2 separate regions of the Homo sapiens genome follow, and region 2 is linked to region 1. The links are chromatin loops, found by intact Hi-C in ENCODE. Cell type or tissue: GM12878. All regions are shown on one strand. Links, peaks and the distances in the headings refer to the core of each region. The heading gives the core; the rest is flanking DNA.

Region 1 (8,105 bases), core at 1,803-6,802:
CCACATTTTCTTTATTTAATCTATCATTGATGGACATTTAGGTTGATTCCATGTCTTTGCTATTGTGAATAGTGCTGCAATGAACATATGCATGCTTGTATTTTTATACTAGAATTATTTATATTCCTCTGGGTATATACCCAGTAACGGGATTGCTGGGTCAAATCGTATTTTGGCCTCTAGATCTTTGAGAAATCATGACATTGTCTTCCACAAAGGTTAAACTAATTTGTACTCCCACCAACAGTGTAAAAGCTCCTTTTTCTCACAACCTTGCCAGCATCTGTTGTTTCTTGACTTTTTAATAATCACCATTCTGACTGGTGTAAGATGGTATCTTATTGTGGTTTTAATTTGCATTTCTCTAATGATCATGATGATGAGCTTTTTTTCATGTTTGTTGGCTGCATGTATGTCTTCTTTTGAAAAGTGTCTGTTCATGTTCTTTGCCTACTTTTTAATGGGGTTGTTTGTTTTTTCCTTGTACATTTTTTTAAGTTTCTTGTAGACTCTGGATATTACACTTTTGCCAAATGGATAGATTGCAAAAATTTTCTTCCATTCTTTAGGTTGTCTGTTCACCTATTAATAGTTTATTTTGCTGTGCAGAAGCTCTTTAATTAGATCTCATTTGTCAATTATTGATTTTGTTGCTATTGCTTTTAACATTTTCATCATGAAATCTCTGCCTGTACCTACGTCCTGAATGATATTGCCTAGATTTTCTTCTAGGGTTTTTATAGCTTTGGGTTTTACATTTAAGCCTTTAATCCATCTTGAGTTGATTTTTGTATATGGCATAAGAAAGGGGTCCAGTTTCAGTTTTCCACACATGGCTAGCCAGTTCTCCCAGCACCATTTATTAAATAGGGAATCCTTTCCCCATTGCTTGCTTTTGTCAGGTTTGTCAAATATCAGAGGTTGTAGGTGTGCTGTCTTATTTCTGAGTTCTCTATTCTGTTCCATTGTTCTATATGTCTGTTTTTGTACTGGTACCATGCTGTTTTGGTTACTATAGCCTTGCAGTATAACTTGAAGTCGGGTAGCATGATGCCTCCAGCTTTGTTCTTTTTGATTAGGACTGCCTTGGCTAGTCAGGCTCTTTTAGGTTCCATATGAATTTTAAAATAGTTTTTTCTAGTTGTGTGAAGAATGTCAATGGTAGTTTAATGGGAATAGCATTGAATCTATAAATTACTTTGGGCAGTATGGCCATTTAAATAATGTTGATTCTTCCTATCCATGAGCATGGAATGTTTTTCCATTTGTTTGTGTCCTCTCTGATTTCCTTGAGCAGTCATTTGTAGTTCTCCTTGAAAAGGTTTTTCATTTCCCTTGTTAGCTGTATTCTTAGGGTTTTAAAAATTTTTTTTATAGTAGTTGTGAATGGGATTTCATTCATTATTTGGCTCTTGGCTCACCTGTTGTTGATGTATAGGAATGTTTTTGCACATTTATTTTGTATCCTGAGACTGCTGAAATTGCTTATCACCTTGAGAAGCTTTTGGGCTGAGACAGGTTTCTAGGTGTAGGATCATGTTATGTGCAAATAAAGATAATTTGACTTCTTATTTTCCTATTTGGATATCCTTTATTTCTTTCACTTGCCTGATTGCTCCGGCCAGAACTTTCAATACTATGTTTTATAGGAGTGGTGAGAAAGGGCATCTTTGTTTATGCCAGTTTTCCAGGGAAATACTTCTAGCTTTTGCACATTCAGTATGATATTGGCTGTGGGTTTGTCATATATGGCTCTTATTATTTTGAAGTATGTTCCCTTAATGCATAGTTTATTGAGAGGTTTTAACATAAAGGGATGTTGAATTTTATCAAAGGCCTTTTTGCCATTTATTGAGATCATCATGTGGTTTTTGTCTTTAGTTCTGTTTATGTGATGAATCACATTTATTGATTTGCATATGTTTAACCAAGCTTGCATCCCAGGGATGAAGCCAACTTGATTATGGTGGATAAGCTTTTTGATGTGCTGCTGGATTCAGTTTGCCAATATTTAATGAGGATTTTTGCATTGATGTTCATCAGGGATATATTGGCCTGAAGTTTTCTTTTTGTTGTTGTTGTTGTTGTTGTTGTTACATCTCTGCCAGGTTTGGCTATTAGGATGATGCTGGTTCTTATGGCCAGACAAGTTCAGCACTAGCTTAAAAATAATAATAAGGAATGTTGGGAAAAGGATGTTCATACTGTAGAATAGTTAAAAAAAAAAAAAAGTAAGTAGCTTACATTTTCAAAAAGAACAGCATTTGTGAATTTTTTTAGTTAGTCACAATCAGCCAAAACTAACTTTAATTCAAACAGTAAAGTAATTTATTGAAAGGATATTAGATATTCAGAATATCTAAGAGGGTGGAAGAACCAGGCTGAGAAAGTGGTTAGGAACCCAGTAAAGGGAGGCTGCTAGATTCACAGCCAAAATCATTCCACAAGAACTCTCTGGTGAGGATGTAGCTTCTGTGTCCCTAAGACATTGGACACCTACCTCACTTGCTTTCTCCTCTGGTCCTGAACAGCAGTTGATCCCTCTACTCCTTCAGCTTCTTGGCATCAATTGCTCTTGGATCAGATCTTGGGAAAAATATATTTTTAAAAGCCTGGAAGTGAAAATCCATGTTTGGCCACCTAGCCCTAGCATATTTAAACTATGTTTTTATAGGGATGTTCTGCTGCTGCGAAAATGGCAGTATATATCTTTAGAACAGTGTAGCAAATCCAGAAGTAGAATCAGATATTAATGTAAGCATCATTAACAATGGGGAAAAAGCAAAATTATATAATAAGTGCTATAGAGATAACCAAAGGAAATAAACATTACATCAAAATAAGCCTCAAGGCAAACTAGCACACAATAAAAATATACAGAATGTATCCTAATTATGGAGGGATAAAGCAGCACCTTAAAAATTGCAAAGAGTAACACTGACAGAATTTGTCTATTAAAAAGGTAGAATTTTTTAGTTCAAATCTGCCAAACAACCTAAAAACAGCAGACTGACAAAAAAGTATTTGTTTCATATATGATATATGAAGTGTTAAAATCCACACCATGTAAAGGATTTATTCAACTGTGTAAGAAAACTCCAAGACCCCAAGCAAATGGGTGAAAGACAGAAACAAACCATTAACACAGGAAAAACACATAATAAACACAAAATGTTCAATTACTAATAACTAACTAAATAAAATTCTACTTTTTAAATTAGTACAAAGACTTTAATGGTAAAGTTTTCCTTCATTTGGTGACATAAGTTATTACTGTATTTTTTTCACCCCACAGAAATGTTTGTGATTAGTTATCTCCTTTTTGATAATTTATACTTAGAAAACAATCAGAAGAAGAAAATTATTTTTGTGGAAAGATCACATTTATAATAGTGAATAATTAGAACTAATTTATGCCCAACACTAATGATAGGAGTAATACATTATCCCATGCCAACATTTAGGACATTACGCAGACTTTTAAAATGACAATATGACCACTGGGCATCAACATAGAAACATGCTTATGATTATGTTACAGTGTAAAAAGAATCCACAAAATTATATGTGTAATATAATTACAGTTACATCAGAATAGGTGTATTTGTGAACAGAAACCAGAAAGGAACTTGGAAATATGAGAATAAATTTTAGGTGATGGAAAGGAGTAATTTTTTTTCTCTTTTAAATTTTTTTCTGTTGGTGTTTTAGCAATAAACTATCTTCAAAAAAGAAAAAAAAAATCACCCAACACATCTTTCAAGATTTAGCTCACATTCTACCTCCTACAGTGAAAAAAAAAACTCCTCAAAACAATACAGTACTGTAATTAGCCACAGTTTTTATACTCATTAAGATTTTACCTTTATTAAGTCCAGTCTATATCCAAAGCAAACGTACAGTGTAGATCAGTGTTCTCTGTACTTTTCAGATGTTTTCAGTCTTCATATATAGGTTATGCAGTTGTAGATAGAATATAGCCTCTTCTAAAAGGCAGTATAATTGCAGAGCAAAGAGCTATTTTTATTTATTTATTTATTTCCTTTCTCTCTTTCTCTCTCTCCTTTTAAAGAGAGGGTCTTGTTTTGTCACCCAGCCTGGAATACATGATCATAGGTCACTGTAACCTGAAACTCCTGGCCTCAAGCATGAGCCACCATGCCTGACCCCACATAATTTCAAGACTAAATTAGGGTTTCATTTTTGCTGCTGGTGTTGAATAGATTCACACCATGGATAACACCCAAGCTGTGATAACAGAGAAAACATTTTTGAAAGGCTGTTACATTTCTCTTGGTTGAAATCATTTAAAATTAATAAGTCAGAAGTGGACAGGATTATTAGCCCTATTCTCAACTAGCGATGACAAGTACCACTTCACTACGTACCTATCTGTGAAGGGTACCAGGTTGGTTTTTTTGTTTTGTTTTGTTTTAACAACCAACAATCTTACTCATTCTCATATCAGGGTCCCCATATAGAAATTGTCAAAACATTTAGAAACATGTTCACAAGTGTACTTCTTGCTTTATCCACAGATATCTTTCTGGTGAACTGATTATACCAACATATTTTTCTTCCCAATTCATTTGGCAAAAGTATTTACAGTGGTTTAGAAAGACTATAGAACTACAAGTTCAGGAAAGACAGCAAAGTTTCCATCTCAGATTTTGCAGTGTTTTATTGCAAAGTAATTATAACTTTCTTCTTGTCTCTAGGGTCCATGAGGGACTTTCCTGATTTTCCCACCTCCAGTGCCCCAAGCCTGCCCCTTTGCTCCCTTCCTACCACCTATTTCCTACTTGTTAGAACCTGATTTTATCTCTGCCTACTGTCTATTAACCTATTCACTAGCTTCTAACCACAATAGATGTTCCCATCTATTGACCTTGGGCTGACCATGTCCTGGAACTGATTTCATTTTTTCAGCAAGTATTTATTGGACATCTCCCACACGCCAGCCAACGGGCCTTCTCTTCACCTTGACTTCTAGTATGCAGGTGTCCTTCAACTCTTCATGGGTCTTCACAAGACTTCTCACCTCCTAGCTTCACACTGGTTTTATATACAGGTACTTTTAACTTTAGTGATTCTCAACAAGGTATTTTTTTTGTCTCCTGTAAATTTCTCTAGTTCCAATTATGTTCCCATTCAAATCGTTTTGTTTGGCTTTACTTTCTCTACCATCTTATGACATTTACTTTCATAATTTTAATGAACTTCAGCCATCTTCTTAATCTGCTTTCTTTTAAATGCATGCCTAACTTTTGTTATTAGCTGACTTATGTCTGTAAGATTTTGTTATCTTGATAAGCACCATTCATAGCTTTTCCAGCTTATTAAAGTCTTCTCAGATATCATGTTAAGCTTTTGAGAAAAGGAAAAACCAATACATTACAGTGAATATCTTCTCCCCAGATAAATCATCAGGTTAATATAATGGACATAGTATTTTAGATTTTCTTTGGGCACATCAAATAAGGGCAGACTGATACACCACTCATCTCTTCTTTCTTTTGTCCTGTTTTTAAGAAAATAATTGTTTGTTTAAAGAATATATTAGAAATCACTTAAATTCACTTTTTGTTATGAACTTTCTAAATGGCTTATTTTAATTAATAATCATAAGTTCAATTCTAAGCATTTGCATTGTTTATATACTCTTTCCTATAAGCCATTTTACCAACTTCTCTGCAGTTGTAGAACTAACTTTAAGTGCTAAGTATCACAATAAGGCTTCTTTTGTGGTACTAATTGAACATCTTCCTTTCTGTGTTCCTGGCCTAATTCTCTGCCCCACCTTCTATCCCACCACTCTGCCTTTTTTTCTTCAGAGAATTCAAACTCTATACTATCCATTTCCCCTGAATATTGCAATCCCTTCATTCATTTCACTTGAATTTCTATACTGTGGCCTTTTATTATCCATGCCTTTAGTTGTTCCTTATTCTTTCTTAGGTTATCTCTCCTAATCAATGAGTTAACATTTTATCCTTTTTTTAACTAACATGAAATATATATTTTATACCTGAATTTGTTAATGTTTGCTGAATATTATGTCACTATTGTGCTTCCTTATATTTTAAAAACTGTTCTAATATTTTATAGTCCCTTATTTCTTACTTTTGAATTCACTTTTAGAATAAACTTTATCTTTCTTCATTTCAAACTATGTAAATATCTCTCTGCTGTACCTTTCATCCCCCCCACCCATGTTCCCTACCAATGTGGTATTAATTGAAAGCATGCTAAGCCAAGAATCAGAACATGATGACCCTTTCACACATTAGGCAGGTGACTCTGACATGCCATTTATCCTTAATGAATATATGTCCACACCTAGGCAATGAATGGATAGAACTAAGACCTTGGAAGGCCCTTTGGGCTCTGATATGCTATGATTCTGGTTCTAACTCTGATGGCATTTTCTTGTTTCCAAAGTTAAATAAATGCTCATATTTTTCACATTTTGTTACTTGTTTCCTTGTAAATCACCACTGAAAAGTTTCAGCTTTGATTCAAGTATATGATTTTTGTTTGGTTGGTTGGTTGGTTTTGTTTTGAGATGGAGTCTCACTCTGTTGCCCAGACTGGAGTGCAGTGGCGCGATCTCGGCTCACTGCAACCTCCACCTCCTGGATTCAAGTGATTCTCGTGCCTCAGCCTCTGGAGTAGCTGGGATTACAGACATGCGCCACCAAGCCTGGCTAATTTTTGTATTTTTAGTAGAGACGGGGTTTCACCATGTTGGCCAGGCTGGTCTCAAACTCCTGACTTCAGGTGATCTGCCCTCCTAGGCCTCTCAAAGTACTGGGATTACAGGCGTGAGCCACCATGCCTGGCCCAAGCATACGGTTTTTATGATCATTACTTTTCTACATGAAAAACTTTTAACTTTGTTTTCCCCACATTTTTTCCCTTTATTTCTGTCTTGAAATAGAGATGCTCAAAAATTTAAATACATGTGTTAATTCTGGTGCATATAGTTTAATAGTGGTTTAGGAGTAAATAATGGGCTATCAATAGCAACCTAACTCTTAATGCCAAAATTTGATTTTTTCATAGAAAAGCCAACATATGAAGTAAAAATTTGAAGACCAAATTTTTTGTTTCCTTTTGAAGATTTATTTACCTAAGTTCTGTAATTTTATGTTTAGCTCACACTAATAACTTCCAAAATGCACAATTTATCTCAATTGATATAATCCTCTCAGAGGTCATTGTGACCCACAGTCAGTCTACTTAAATGATTTTCCTTCCACCTGCTAGAATAAAATGTCCTTTACTTTTTGTCAGCAGTCACAAATATTGGAAGACAGAGTTCAAATAAGTCACTTCAGCATTCAGCTTATTTTTAATATCCTTCCTTAATTTATTTTACCAACTTTCAAATTTATTCCAAGTGAAAAAACTTTTGACTTTTTAATTTTAGTAAGCTGTTCAGTATAGTAAATAACACAAATACTTTAAAAAATGATTTTGCATATAACATTTTAACATCCTAATTGAATCTTTTAAAACAGCTTTACAGAGATAAAATTCACAAATTACAAAATTCACCCACTTTAAGTGTACAATTCAGTGGTTTTTAGGATATTTGCAGAGTTGTGTGACCATCAGCAAAGTCGAATTTTGGGAGATTTCTTTCACACCAAAAAGAAACTTTGTGGCCATCAACAGCCACTCCCCTTACACTCCTGCCCCTTTCCAACAATCCTTAACCTACTTTCTATCTCTATAGACTTACCTATCCTGGACATTTTATACAAATAGAACCATACAATATGCGGTCTTTTGTGTGTGGCGTCTTTCACTTAGGATAATGTTTGTGAGTTTCATCCATGTTGTAGCATATGTAAGTACTGCATTCCTTAATTAGTAGCTTGTTTAGTGCTTGTGATTCAAGTCACAAAATGAGTGATGTGGTTCAGTTGGAAAAAATACTGAGCTGGGATCCAAACAGTTCTGCTTTCTGGTACTGTTTAGGCCTTGTATAGGCCCTTTGAATAAGTTATTAATTTCTATGTCTCAGTTACTTCATCTGTAAATTGGGAATATGGTAGCTTTTCTTACCTACCTTAATACATTAGAATAGGCAAGATAAA
Region 2 (8,105 bases), core at 2,141-7,140, 110 kb after region 1:
AATTATACCTCTTTTCTGAAGTGAAGCATCAGAGAAAGAACATACTAAAATTAATGGAGAAAGCAAGACTTGGGTAGTTCATTCTCTGTATCTGGAGAATCCGTGATCTCTAGAGATTTTTTTTTTTAAATGAACCAGGATAGCACAGGCATAGATATTTGTCTTTGTGTCAAAACCATGGCCCCTTAGCAAATTGAATCTCCTCTTATCTTTAGACAATTCAAGAAAGATAAAAATCTTGAGGTTTTTATAGTATTGCACACAGATAAATCCTTCTTACAGATTGGAACCAAATTTTTAATGTGTTTGAAATGGCAAAGAAAATGTATTTCAGAAATGATTTTCACATGAAAAAAACTTTTAAATTAGAAGACTCCATACAGGCAGGGTGGTGATTGTGTAAACATGCCACATTATGTGAAAATGAGAGCTGATAGATTCATGTAGAGCATGCACTAGTGATACCATGAATCAGAACAAGAAATGTTCTCTCATTCCTTAAGTGTTGAAACTAAGGTGGAAGGAGAAGTGGGGAGAGGGCTGGTTTGATAGTGAGATAGTGTTACAAAGACCAGCTGAAAACAAGAAGCAAAAATTGCAAGATAGGTGCATTTTAATTTGAATTTCAAGGGGCAAATATGTGACCTTGAATATTTGCTCTATGCCTCTTCCAGCAACCATAGATATAGGCATAAAATAGCCCTAAACCAATAGAAGATTATCTTCTCTCTCTCCCTCCCCCTATTTTTATAATATAACATAAAACAATAAGAAGAAACTGATTAAAAAGGAAATTACTAGGAATTAATTTGAGAAGGAAAATGTTGAAGAATAGTTTCCATCAATCTGGCATTACTGCATGTCCTTAAACCATCCTCTGATTGCTTGTAGCAACTTCTTTCCCAAACCTCTTCATTGTTCTTTAGCCTCAGTAAAGGATGGTGTTGCGATTAAAGACCACTGTCTTGTACACAAGTGACATATTGTGCATTACTTTGCAATCAATACTGTTTTGTGGGTTGATGATGATACTAAAGAATTGTTTGAGGTTTCCTTGGGCTTCAAACAATCAAACAAACAAAACCTACATGCAATCAGATCTTGTTATTGGCTGTGGAGAAAGGCAAGTTGTCACAGACTTCTATTACCTAGGTAGGTCATTATTTTAAAGGGATATGAGAGCAACAGCAATATAAGCCTGGAACTTATGACTAGGACAGTGTTTATGGATAAAATTTTGATCACTGTGTTCATTGTTTCTTTTCCCTGACATCTACAAGTACAGGAATGCAAACAATAACTAAGAATTTACTGTGTCCCTTCATGTTATGGACTGAATTGTGTCCCCCCAAAATTCGTATGTTGAAGGTCTACCCCCGATATAACTATATTTAGAGATAAGGTTTTTAAAGAGGTAATTAAATTTAAATGAGGTCATAAGGGTAGGACCCTAATGCAATACAACTGATGTCCTTATAAGAAGAAGGGACGCCAGATGCTTGCACACGGAGAGAAGGCCATGTAAGGACACAATGAGAAGGTGGCCGAGTACAAGCCAAGCAGAGAGGTCTCAGGAGAAATGAAACCTGCTGATCCCCTGAGCCTGGACTTCCAGCCTCCAGAACTGTGAAAAAATAAATGTCTGTTGTTTAATCCACCCAGTCTTTGGTATTTGGTATGCCAGCCCTAGAAAACTAAGACCCTTGGGATGGTTTACAGGTGTAATGCCATCCCATTGTGATATCAAGTTGCAGCCTAGAATCCTGAAGATAGCCAAAATCCCGTGAGAGCCTGACATACATACTAGATTTGGCTTCTCTATCAACTTTTTTTCTCCCATGTGCACTATACTATAGTAACAGGAACAGAGGGACCATCAATTAGATTCAATGTGCTGAAACCCCATGAAAAACTAGGCAGTGCATGGGAGACATTTCTCAAAAGAAGAAATACAAGTGGCCAACAAACACATGAAAAAAAAGTTTTAATTTGCATAGAAATGCAAATTGAAAACACACTGAGATATCATCTTACACCAGTCAGAAGGGCTATTATTAAAAACAAAAAACAACAGATGTCGTTATGGATGCAGAGAAAGGGGAATGTCTATACACTGCTGGTGGGAATGTAAATTACTTAAACCTCTATGAAAAGCAGTGTGGAGATTTCTCAAAGAATTAAAAATAGAACTACCATTCAGAGCAATCCCACTACTGGGTATTAACCCAAAGGAAAAGAAATCATTATATAAAAAAGACACCTGCACATGGGATATATATATATATATATATATATATATATATATATATATATATATCCCATGTGCAGGTGTCTATATATACACACACACACACACACACACACACACACACACACACACACACCATGGAGTACTACACAGCCATAAAAAAATAATGAAATCATATCCTTTGCATCAACATGGATGGAACTGTAGTCCATTATTCTAAGTGAACTAACTCAGAAACAGAAAATCAAATATCACATGTTCTCAAAAGTGGGAGCTAAACAATGGGTACACATGGACACAAAGATGAAAATAATAGACACTGAGGACTCCAAAGAGGTTGGGAGGGGAGTGGGGGTTTGAAAAATTATCTATCGAGTACAATGTTCACTATTTGGGTAACACACTAGCCCAACCCCTACCCTTATGCAATATATCCATGTAACAAGCATGTATATGTATCTCCTGAATCTAAAATAAAATAAAACTTTTTTAGAAGGAATCAGTGTGCTGGACACTGCTAAGTGCTCTGAGAATACAAAATGATTTAGAGTTGTTTCCCTTAAGGGACTCATCATCTCCTGGAGAAAGACAAGATGAGCCAATACTCTGATAAAGGTGTAAAGAGAAACTTTTGGAGCTAAGAGTGATTGATTTGAATTTTGGGCTTGGGATTCTGGGAAGGGCAGGGAGGATCAGTGAAGGTTTCACAAACAGGGAGAAGTTCAAGTAGGACTGTTTTGGTACCTATTGATCTCTAGCAATACAACTATGGAAAAACATAAAGAAGCTCATTCATTATCTCAAGGCAAGCTATGTGCCTGGACCTGAGCTAAGAATTAGAGCTATAACCTTAAGCAAGACAGAGTTCCTGACTTCAAAGAGTGTATAGCCTGCTAACACACTCGTGATCACACCACCAAGAGTTAACCACTGCTGATATGTTGGTGCGGTCCTTCCCAATTTGAAAGAAAAAAAAGTTGAGATTACCCTGTGCGTACAGTTTTGTGCCTTGGTTTGTTTTTTCTCTCCTGGTACACAGATATTGTGAGAATTTTCCTCACAGCATTAAATAATCTACAAAATCATGATTTTGAATTGATACATCACACATTGTCATATGAATATATCATTGTTTACTTGAGCGATTCTCTGTTGCTGGGAAATGTTTTCTAGTTTTTGCTACTACAAAATAACACTGTAACAAATATACTTAATCTTTATGCTTCTCTCACAATTTTCTTAGGGTAAGTTTCCAAACTAGCTAAATAACTAGTTCAAAAAGAAAGAACATTTTAGAAGCTCTTGCTGATAGTTTTTCTAATGTGGCTTATAGAAATGTTGTCCGGGTTTGTGTTTCCCTAGCAGGTATCTGAGTGTCTTCTGCCTGGAGATTGTCAAGCGGCAGACCATGAGGAAAGCAAGCCTGGTCCCAGGAATGGGGTGGGGAGTTTTGGCCAAGCGTGACATGAACTAAAAAATGCTGAAAGAAACCAAAAGACAGGCTACAAACTACAATCAATGAATAGCCAGTAGGAACTTGGCAATTAAGGAAATAAATTGTAGGAAATGATTACAACACAGTCCAAGTCAACACAAAGATTTTATTTGCTTCTAGCACAATTTTAGGGCACCATTCTGAAACCTGTGTGTGACTAAAGGGATTCTGAGAAACAAAGGTTCACTGTGGGTGTAGTTAGAGCTCCTTGAGTAGCAAGCAACAGAAACTGACCTTGGCTCATCTAAATCAAAAGGGAATTTACTGGAAAAACAGCTGATCTTTCAATAGCTCAACTGGAAATCAGGTCCAGAAACTAGGAAAGAACAAACAGGAACCGGGGTGACGCCATAGGCAAGAAGCAGCACAGAATCAAGACCTAGGACCTCCTCATTGGGGTCGCTTGGCTACACAACTGTGAATCACAAATGAGCTCCAGTTGGTTTCCATCTTTTGATGACTTTGTTCAAATGTCAGATTCCAAGGAAGGAGGATCTGACCGACCTCATGTGGCTCACATGCATTACCCCAGGCCAGAGAAAGGCAGACACCCTGACTAACAACTTTCCATATGTAGAATAAGTAATTCTTAGAGGTAGGTCAGGGCACAGCCAGCCAAAACCAAAACTGTTTACCATACCATGTTACCTGGCAGGTGAGGTACACTAAGATTTAACCATTGTTAATCTCTGAGCCCAAATTAATTTCCCACATCGAACTCCTGCCTCCCCACCCCACCACACCCCACCAAAGTAGAATTCTGTGGAAGTGAAGAGACCCAGGAACTGTTAAGCTTTGATCAGACACGACTGAGAAATTCTAAATACCAGCCATCGTGTATGTGGTGCTGTGCTGGAAGTTGGTATGAATAAATAATTAAAATAAATAATCCTGCTTTAACTTGAACTGAGGTTTAGCCTTTCTCCCTCCCCACTTCTTTTTCATCTGGAGCTCTGGGCTTTGACTGATTAAAAACAACAAGGGAGCAAGTGAACTGGAAGGAGTCTTGACTGAGAGCCAAAGCCAGACTCCTGCTGCCTTCTGCTGGGCCAGAGTCCCCTCCTCCATCTGATGAGCCTAGTGCAGAAAAGAGAGCCCAAAAGATATTGCCTGGCTTTGTTTGAGAGGAATGCTAAAACCAGATCAGTACAGGGGGCAATGGGAAGCTGGCTCTCCCCAAGAGGTCTCTCCCTTGAGACAAAATCTCTCAGGCTTGTCTTTCTCTCCTGGCTTGTAGGAATCACGCCTCATCCCAGTGGCTATAACTGAAGCCATTGGCCCTGCGTGTGCTGCTTCTGGTACCCGCGAACAGAAAGAAGAAACCCAGTTCCCCTCAGGCACCCTCATCATTCAGCCAGGCAGTGATAGGAAGAAAAGGGGAACTGATAACTTTCAGGAACAGAAGCAAAGTAACACAAATCTCATGGCACTGTGGCACATGACAAGTCACAGGATCAGGGCGGGGGTTCATGCAGGAATGTAACACGGGAGATGAGCTGCCCTTGAGGACAGGGCGGTGGTCAGGAAATGGCAGACTCCACTCTTTCTGAAAAGAGGCCAGGAGTCCTGGTCTCAGGTCCTTGGGTACTGCAGAGCAGACGTCATTAGACATTTCCTTTGAGTAATCAGGACTGCAGGTAATGAATTACTCCCTTGGGAAGTGGGTTTGGGGCTGCAAAGTGGGGACAGTGATCCTACACTGATCTCCAGAGTCAACTCAGTCTTCAAGAGTACATTCTAGAAAGACTTTGGGATCTTTACATCCACAGAGCCAAGGCAAGATCCCAAGAGCTCTGGAGAATGCTCTTTCAGAGTCCCAGAGGAGTGGAGAAATGACCATTTGGTCCAGGACACTTGCTGATTTGGGAAGGGGCGGCCTTGCCAGTCTGTGGAGCCAGGGTCTGAGTAGAATCATCACAGAGTACTCTGCCCAGAAAGAGTTACAGTGGCCCCACCACATGCAGAATTTAGAAACTGCCATGCCATACAATACTAGTAAAAATATTAACAGGGTTCCAGTTTTCCCCACGATAAACACTTCAATATTTTTTTCTAAAATATCAAATCATTTCCATTTTTTCTCATTTTCTAGGGCTTTGTTTGCCTAGTCTGCTTCGGGTAACGATGTGCTAGGCATGGCCCCAGGAGGCTCCAGCAGACTTTGTTAACTGGCAAGAGGCTGCTTTTGTGCATCACAGCAGGAAGAAAGTCTACATGTGAAAAGCTTCCTGCTTGGAACATGGGGGTCAAGAGGACTTGCTCCTAAGGAGGAGAATATCTGTCCTGGGCAGGCTCTGTTCTCCCCCACAGGGCTTCTCTGGGTGGGCCCCTCAGCCCCATCTGCAGAGCGGAGGCTGAAGGACCAAGAGCAGGTCATGTGGGTCTGAGGGCACCTGGGATGAACTGTCACCCTGAGAACTATCTGTTGAACGCAGCCTTCTCTTCGGTGACACTTAGTCCCAATCTAAGGGTCTCTGGCATGGAGCGTGTCAACTCAGCATGCAAGCTCTGCTGCACCGGCCATCCCTCTTCCACAGATGCTCTTGCCTGCCTTTCCCTGTACTCAATCCCACCCTCGCTCTGTGTCCATCCCTAAACCCACTGTAGCTGGAAGTCCATTTCTCTCCTTCTATGGGGCACTTACATTCTTCTGACCTTTCACCTGTGTTGCCTACACTTAGCTTTTCCTTTTAACTTTTAATCTGTTTTGGGCTCATATCTAAAGTCTATCATATGCTCCAGAAGGCCAGGGTCATTTTTTTTTCTATTCTCTGTGTGTCCTGCACAGTCCCTAACACATAATAAGTGCTCCTCTGTGTCCCTTTTTCCTCAAAAAGCTTGCTGATAATAGCTCAATTACAGGACACATACATCACCTTCACACATTACCTAGAACAGTGGCCCTTAACCTCTTAAGAGTGACTATATTCTTAAGAATATAGTGAAAGCGACAAACCCCTCCTCAAAAAGATGCACATGGACATATATGGAAAAATTGCTTCATGCAAATTTCAGGATTTTACAGCCCCTCTGCAACCTGTTCAGCCATTGACTCTAAGCTAAGAAACACTGTTTAAACCGGTTCTTTTAACTGCACTGCGAGGTGGCTGCACAGACATTGTGGCCTGTGTTTAACAGGTGGGAAAAACTGAGGGTTGGAGATGGGGAGAGACTCCTCCAGACTGCTCTATATGGTTGATTGGTGTGGCTCCTTGCCCAGTGCCCACATCTCCTTTGATATCTATTTTGCAGATTTGCCCTGAGAAGTGCAAAATCAACACAGAAATATCTCTTCCATCAGTACCTGTGCATCAGGGCAGAAACTGTAATTCTTGTCATTCTTGCCCTTGCTATGATGTTTGGCATCTGATGAAACAGTGCCTCACAAAGTCCAGCTGCAATTCTTGCCAGGGCTGAAGCGAGTTCCTCTCCTGGTGTCAGAGGACAGCTTGCTTATTGTTGTAAATTTTTTATTTTCTCATCAGAGGCTCCCAGCTGTCTCTCCAAATCTGAATACAAGAAGTCAAATGTGAGAGCAGCCAGGTGGAGTTATTAGCATTGCGGCAGACCTTCTCATCTCAGCAGCTGCATCAGTTATTCTCGTGTGTTGGCTTGAGATGCCCTGCACCAAACCATGGGCCCTTTACTCAATCGACCCCATGATTCGGAAGGCCCCGGCATCTCGGCAGGCAAATGACGTGATGAGGAAGGAGTCATGGAAGGGCATTGAGCCAGCACCTTACACAGCAGCTTCAGTTTCCACTGTCAGTGCGTGATATGTGAATGAAAATCCCTGCGTAGTCATTAATGCATAATGCCTCAGTCACTGCCTCAAAAATCAATCTTTTACTGCCTCAACGAGGAAAAAAAACAATCCCACTGCTCTCCCAGGCCCTGTAGTGTGAGTCTATCATGGCCACTTGGGCATCACTTGGGCTCAGCTCCCTGACATGACAGAGTGTAATAGCTTCATAAAAAAGCAAGAGTGGTGGTTTTTTCAAACACCATTTGCTGTGTTTGAACAAATGTGCTTCATCACAGCTCCGCCTGCCTGTGGGCTGCTCTGTAGCTGACAGATAGCCCCAGCCTAAGGAAGCTAAGGTAAAGATACATGAAGTTCACCTTCCTGCACACTCAAAATATTCAAATCTTCTCTAACCACAGCCACAGGGCTCGTGCCAAATAGGTGTGCCCCTTCCTTGAATTTGTATGTGTGAATATTTCAAGCAGTGATGGCCCTGTATACCTTCTAAGGAAAAATATGTCTCTCAAATCAGCTGTTGTTGTTACTTTTTGCCCTTGTGGTTTCCCGGCATGACCCCAGGCACCTGTTAGTAGCTGTTGTGCTCCAAGACCACAACC

What was found. A loop is a pair of places that touch in the nucleus more often than their neighbours do. Peaks named below come from ENCODE experiments on the same cell type or tissue, not always from the same donor. Only the 100,000 strongest peaks of a DNase experiment are listed, where the experiment ranks them.
Region 2: it touches region 1 in a loop (4-fold over the local background); 1 of 110 quality-filtered maps calls a loop at or near these places.

What each region holds. Positions count from the first base shown.
Region 1 is chr3:156,953,742-156,961,846 of GRCh38, forward strand. The region is part of intron 6 of LEKR1 (leucine, glutamate and lysine rich 1); the gene reads left to right. Among named protein-coding and RNA genes, the nearest start is that of LINC02029, 120 kb to the right of the region's middle. In GM12878, for the core only: no CTCF peak of the experiment used is centred there; a DNase peak (open chromatin) is centred at 4,160; H3K4me3 peaks cover 357 bases; H3K27ac peaks cover 1,029 bases.
Region 2 is chr3:157,059,391-157,067,495 of GRCh38, forward strand. No RefSeq gene overlaps it. Among named protein-coding and RNA genes, the nearest start is that of LINC02029, 18 kb to the right of the region's middle. RefSeq lists a silencer at 4,905-4,984 and an enhancer at 5,255-5,384. In GM12878, for the core only: no CTCF peak of the experiment used is centred there; a DNase peak (open chromatin) is centred at 5,130; H3K27ac peaks cover 402 bases.